Linked DNA regions of Homo sapiens: region 1 is linked to region 2. The links are chromatin contacts, found by Hi-C in ENCODE. All regions are on one chromosome and are shown on one strand. The core of a region is the stretch at or near the end of the contact, and the rest is flanking DNA. Distances in the headings are between cores, read along the strand shown.

What was found. Hi-C counts contacts between places; a loop is a spot of excess contacts on that map. Pooled maps may share reads with other maps.
Region 1: a loop to region 2 is called in a pooled map, with 6 times the contacts of the local background. The contact joins the promoter of ME3 here to the promoter of CCDC83 in region 2. A Hi-C loop is called at or near these places in 7 of 50 pooled maps.

The regions. Positions count from the first base shown.
Region 1 is chr11:86,670,810-86,674,355 of GRCh38, forward strand. It overlaps ME3 (malic enzyme 3), which reads right to left and starts at 1,807. Exons shown (of 15, transcript NM_001161586.3): 1 at 1,515-1,807; 2 at 953-1,149. The coding sequence starts at 1,135.
Region 2 is chr11:85,853,719-85,856,833 of GRCh38, forward strand. It overlaps CCDC83 (coiled-coil domain containing 83), which reads left to right and starts at 1,665. Exons shown (of 11, transcript NM_001286159.2): 1 at 1,665-1,866. It also overlaps a transcript of SYTL2 not described here.

The DNA of each region.
Region 1 (3,546 bases), core at 557-3,056, 820 kb after region 2:
TAAAATATGATTTCAAGTTCAGTGATTCATTTTATTGTCACAATAACCAAATGAGATAGAAATGGTGGGTCTATCATAATATCTATTTTAGGCTGGAGAAAGTTGGGCCTCAGATAAGTTAAATGAGATATGTGAGTTAATTTGAGGAGGTAGGGGGAGACAGGACTAAATCTGTCCTTGCTTCTATTTCTCTCACCCAATCCTCTGAACCAAAGATACTAAACTCTATTCCCAAAAACAAATACAAAAGAGCTAGCGGTGGGTTGAACTCGACCAAAGCATTGGAGATCTGGATTCCAGTGGCAGAGCCAGAACTAACTAGCTGGTGACCTTGGGCAAGTTTCCTTTGTCTTGTTTTTTGTAAAAGAAGAGGTTTAAACTAGGATCTCTAATGCTCCTGCAAGCTCGAAAATTTCTATAAGTCTAGACTTTTCCATCCTTGCTCTCAAATTAATCTTTTTCTCAGAATAATAATCATAACCTTATTTATTCTCCCACTGGGTACCAGGCACTGTTCTAACGTACCCCCATTTTCTACCCGCATTTTCTCTTTAGATCTCACGACATTCCTAAGACAATTATATCTCTTTTACAGATAAGGAAACCTAGGCTCATGTAGGTTAAATGAACTGCCCAAGACCAATAAAATTAGTAAGCATCAAGGGGAGAGCTGACCGCAGGTCAGACTGACCGCGAGGATCTAAACCTGGTCTGTGTTGTTACTGCAGAAGAAATTAGGCTCCCTGCATTACTGGTCGCCTCTCTCCACGCATAAAAGGGAGAGGAGGGACAAGAAAGCCAAACCAAGTCACAACAAGCCCCTGCAAGGCAAAAACAGAAAAACCGCTGGAAGGGCGCCCGGGAGGATCCTTTCTGGGTCCAGGGGGCGGGGCGCAATTTTCCGGCAGCCACGGGATCGCAACGCGGGCCGTCCTGCCCTCTGGCCCATTACCTTGTTGAGATGAGGGTTCCTGGTGACATCGTATCCGCGCTTCTTCAGGGGCACAGGGCGCGCCGGGCCAGGCTTGGAGTGGCAGCCTTGGGCGGGCGCGGTGGGTGTCCAGCGCGGGAGGGCGCCGCAGGCCCGGCCCGGCCAGGGAGCCAGCCGCGTGCCTGTCCCCAGCGCGGCACCCATGGTCCTTGGCAGACCTGGCACGGGAGAGAAAGCAAGGTCAGGGCCTCCTTCCAGCCAGCCAGGACCCACGCGCGCTGCGGGGCACCGGGCCTGATCCGGGGACGCGCCCTCTGGGAGAGGGCAGGTGCTCCCAAAGGGTTAAATGTTCCAGCCCCCGCCACTCCTCGGCTGCCACCTGCTCGGCTCCGCGCGGGGCGCCAGGCCTAGCCAAGAGCCAGGCAAAGCGAAACCAAGCCCTGGAAGCAGATCCGGTGCGGGTGACAGCCGGCGCCACCCCTGCCCCCATCCCTGTGAAAAAGAGGCGACTGCGCGGCGAGGGGTCCCCGTACCCCTAATCCCGCGTGGTGGCTTGCCTCGGTCCTCTCCTTCCCTGGCCCACCTGCGCTGCTCGGGGAGCTGAGGTCTACGCGGTCCCGCTGCGGAGCAGGCGGGGTGAGGAGCTGCGGTCTGTGAGTCCTCTCCCGCCAATGGGTGGACCGCGCTGGCGGCCGCGAGCTCGCGGAGCTGGTGAGTTCCTCAAAGAGCGGTCCCACAACCTTTGTTCTCAGTGCCTGGCTTCCCCTGAGGACGCGCGTGGGGCGCCTCAGCACTGCGTGCACGTGGTTTTCCCCAGTGACAAGAAGCAGCTCAGAATGCCCGCCTGAGACTCTCCATCTTGGCAAGACTAAATGCACAGAGGGGGATTTGCGTTTGGGGGTCAGCATATCCTCGCACTCTCCCAACATTCGGGGAAGGGCGTGCCTTCAGGATTTGGAGTAGAAATCCTCAGGCATTCGGTGCTCAGTGTTGCCTTGTGCTGTCCAATATAATAGCCATTCGCCACGTGTGGCTATATAAACGTAAATAAATTAGTCTATATAGAATAAAATTTAACATCCAGTTCTGCAGTCACGCTAGCCACATTTCCAGTTCAAGAGCCACTTGTATGCAGATACAGAACATTTCTGTTTTTGCGGATACTTCTATTAAGCATCATTGACATAGGAGCCACAGTTACTAAGAGGACTTCTGAGGACCCCATGGAGTTTGCCATGGGTTATTGGGGCCAGACAGGGATCTTGGGGTCCATCTAGCCCCAAACTTAATTTTATACTTTCTCCACACAGTAGTCAGGAGATTCCTTTTAAAGCAAACACTTTGTTGTGTGTGGAATAAAATCCAAACTTTCAGGGCCTACAAGATTTCCCATAAACTGGCTCTTGCCAGCCTCTTCAGACTTATCCTACTCTACTCTTTCCTTCTCACTGATCTCTGGCCATACTTGATCCTTCCTGTGTCTTCACCCCACTTGGTTCCCTCCCACTGCAGGGCCTTTGCACTTGCTATTGCCTCTCCTTGGAAGGCTCATACTCCAGCCTTGCAAACCACTACTTCATTCCCACCTCTCAGTTCTCCACTAAGTTGTCAACTCGAAGGCCTTTCCTCTATCCCATTCAATGTCAGCCTGCACTAGGAACTATAGAGTGAAGGGGTTTTTCTCTTTAGAGAACTTAACACAGTCAGTAGCGCGCTTGTTTTTCTGATTGTTTACTGACTATCTCCTGTCTAGAATGTAAGCTTCATGAAGAGAGGCTCTTTGCCTGTGAACCTGTGTGTCCTCACTGCCTAGCTCACTGCCTGGTATGTAGTTGCACAATAAATAGTTGTTAGGTGAAGGGAAGTGGCAGCCACTTTCATAAGGATCGTGAACCCTTAGACTTACTGACAGACAGTTGGCACGGTCCTCTGCTGACACCCCTTCAAAGCTCCCGGTGCCAGCATTAGCCCCGTTGTAAGTACCAAGCAGACATCATGGCCCATAATGTGCTAAGGGGTGCTCCTGCCTGAGTTCAGGATTCCCTCATCCCTTCAGGAATAATCGTCTCCTCCTGCAGTCTCTCTCCTCCCTGTGTAATATCTAATTTTCAACTTGAATGATCTACGTAAAATAGTTATTTCCAAAACAGAATTACAATTACCTGGTAGGAAATAAGGATGGGGCAAAAATACAGCTTTCCAGGCCCCATCCATGAAGATTCTCATCCAGTAGGGTTTACATCCCTGAAGTCAGGTTTACTCTTGGACTGCATATTTACATAAGCTTATAAATGATCTTTTTTTCTGCCTTAAACCAGTTTGTGTCAGATGTGTGATTGTGTGCAACCAATAGTATTAACTAAATCCTTTCAACACTATTTTTATATTGGCACTTCTTCCCACCAGTCAACATCTTTGGGGGGCAGAGATCATGTGTGTTTCCATCTTTGGTATCTAGTGCATGCAAATATTTGGAAATTGATTGTTGAACCAGTTTGCCCTTGCTGAATACAATGACCTTTCCCTCCCCTGGAGGATATCTAATAGGTAACTTTAGTCATTTGAAACCAGGATGTAAACAACAAAGGTTTCCAAACAAGCGAACATAATTTTTA
Region 2 (3,115 bases), core at 415-2,914:
AATTCAAACCCCATAGTAAACGAACAAGATAGACCTTAACTACTGACTAATTCTCCAAAGCAAAAAGTCAGGAAAATAAAAAAATCTCGTTAAGCTGTAAAAAATAAAAATAAAAATAAAAATACATATCCAGGTACATACTCTTTCTTTCTTTGAGACAGAGGCTCGCTCTGTCACCCGTGCAGTGGCAGTCTCGGCTCACTGAGATCTCAGCCTTCCAGGCTCAAGCAATTCTTCGGCCTCCACCTCCGAAGTAGCTGGGACTACAGGCACTCACCACTATGCCTGGCTAATTTTTCGTAGAGATGGGGTTTCGCCATGTTGCCTACGCTGGTCTCAAACTCCTTACCGCAAGCAATCTGTCCACCTCGGCCTCCCAAACTGCTGAGATTACAGGCGTGAGGGATTGTAGGCGTGAGGGATTACAAGCATGAGCCACCGCGCCCTGCTATATTACTTATTTCTTAAACACCTGCAATTCATTAAAATACACCATGTATAAATTATAAATCATAATATTATCAAGAACTGTTATTTCTAAGTGCTGAATAAATGAATATTTCCACTCATTAAAAAAAAAAAAAGTTGTCCGTTCAAAGCCAGTGTCAAGTACCAAAAAAAGAAAATTATCTTGCGGCAGATAATGAGAAATAATGCAGGAGAGGAAAGAGGAACTTTAAAGGCTGTACGTGTAGGATTTTCTTTTTCTCTCTCGGAGGAAAGAACAGCAAAAAGCGAAGAGTGGGAAATGCTGGACTTAAATTCCTTTCTTTAGGTTTACGAACAAAAAAGGAAAGCGAGAAGAAAAACAGAATCAAGGACTTATACAGCAGGAAGTTGCCCTGTAAGCATTTAGTCCAGGGACCTGCCATTCTTATTAAGAGCTAAAACCAAAGAATTAGTGCACGAAAGTAGAAAGAAGACAAGCCGCCATTGTGGAAGGAGCGCAGCGGGACAGAGGCGCGCAGAAGCCTCACCAGACAACCAGGCCCCGTCCCCGTCCCCCGAACTGTGCGGAAAGCGCCACCGAGTCCAGGCGTCTCATTTTACAGCGGAAGACACAAACTCTGAGATCCAAATGACCTGCTCACGGTCACAGCACGAAGCCCGTGGGCCCTGTGTCTACAGTCACCAACTTCCAGGCTTGCGACTAAAGGGAGCCAACGAGCGCGTGAGCGTTTGAGACCAGCTGGCTGAGGGACGCCGAAAATCCCGCGCGGAGGAAGGCGGGAGAGCGCTACCGCTGCTACCAAGGCGGCGGCGCGGGCGCTCGGCCGGGACCCTTCCCTGCGTCGCCACCAGATGGCGCGCTCGGCCCGCCGTTCGCGGCTAAGCTAGGGCGGGTGGGGAGGGAGTAGGGAGGAGGACGTCGGTTGCCTTGGAAATGCAGGGCGCAGCAGCCGCTGCAGTGGAGCCGGTAGGCCTGGCCGGCGGGCTGAAAGGAAGTGCGAGCTGTCCGCCCAGGGCCGGGTATCCGCCCCTGCAGGCTGTGGAGGGGATGTCAGGAGACTGGCTGGCCTCTTTTCTTGGCCCCCGACTCCTTCCAGTCTGACACTGAAGACTTTATAAGCTTCCCCCCGACCACCCTCCACGGGCTCCACTCTCCACGGGCCTGGGCTTGCGCCGCTTCGAGATCAGCCTGGGGGTCGCGCCCTCCTGGTCTTGTCCACGAAGCGCCGTTCTTGGGCCGTTAGGAGCTGCTGGGAAGGGCTCTGATAGGCCCACTCCTCTTCTCCACCCAGGAGATGAGAAGGAGGGCAGGCCTTTTTAATCTGATCAGAATGTTAACCCATCTCTCCGCCTTGCGGTAGAACCCCTGGATACATTATTTGCCCTCTCGAAAGGCAGGCTCTGAATTTGATTCAGGTTTGTAACCTTCACGGTGCCCTCACACAGCCCCTAGCACACAGCAGACGCAGAGCAGACTAAGAATGCCTTCCATTCTTATGAGGCTTTATCACTTGACAGTTTTCCCAAAGCGTTTGGAGCCTCATAGCCCGGACAGCAACTAGGACAGATGGAGGAGGAAACAGGTCAGAGGTTCAGAGACTTGGCCTAGGTTATACAACTCTGTGCAGGAGCTGGGACTAAGCTCGGTCTTGCTTCTCTTAGTGCCTCTCTCACCAAATTCTGAGTCTAGTGAATGCTTTCTGAGGACCTCACATACTCTTGCATCCTTCTCAATACCAGCGCAATGCTCTTCCGCTGTAGGTACTTCATATGTGCTAAGTGTGTTATTGATGTCTTTTACCCTCATATCCCAATTCATAGATTGGTTTCAACTTCTTGCTCTGGATACTACAACATTCTTCTAAAGAAAACACTTGGTTTCTTTTATGAATTTGTCACATTTGTACAGTGCCATGTTGTTGCCTCACTCCCTTCCTTATCCCATAATTTTCTGCTGGGCAAGAGAGAGAGTTGAGGAAGTGATTAAGAGATGGGAAAAAGTGCCCTATCTAAGCCAAAAAAAAAAAAAAAAAAAGGAAAAGAAAGATTCCTGTGATGACAGAGGGGAAAAATAATGACTGGGTATTTATCAGTCTATGTGATAATTGCTCATGGATTGCCTTACAGCCACCTCCAGAAGATCCTCTTTAGACTCACTACTGCTATTTGAAGGTAGAAAGAAGCCTTTTTGTTCTCTACCATTATTATTGCATATTTTTCCCTTATCCTCATAATAATATTTTCATAGTTATTTTTCTTTTCTTTGTTGATAATTCTAAAACTGAAGGACAGTAAGAGTGGGAAAAAAATGTAGTTCTGGTTACTAGAGAAGTTAGTGTAATATACTGCAGTTCAAACTATTTGATATTAGCAACTCTGGATCAGAAGACGGACTAATTTTAAAGCTAAGACTCCAATATCTTTGGGTACTGCAGTAGAAAAATGTGCCATGACTAAAGGATTGGTGAAGAAAATACATGCTAATGTAATGTACATCATCAGTCGTCCAAGTGAAACTTGAAAATGTCACTCATCTAGATATTTTTAAATACCTTGATTTTAATATATGATTTTAACATATTTCCAAACCGGGCAAATTTTACATTTTAACACTAACAATTTTGGTCCCTATCATATATACATAATCAATATGAAAAGCGGTCTC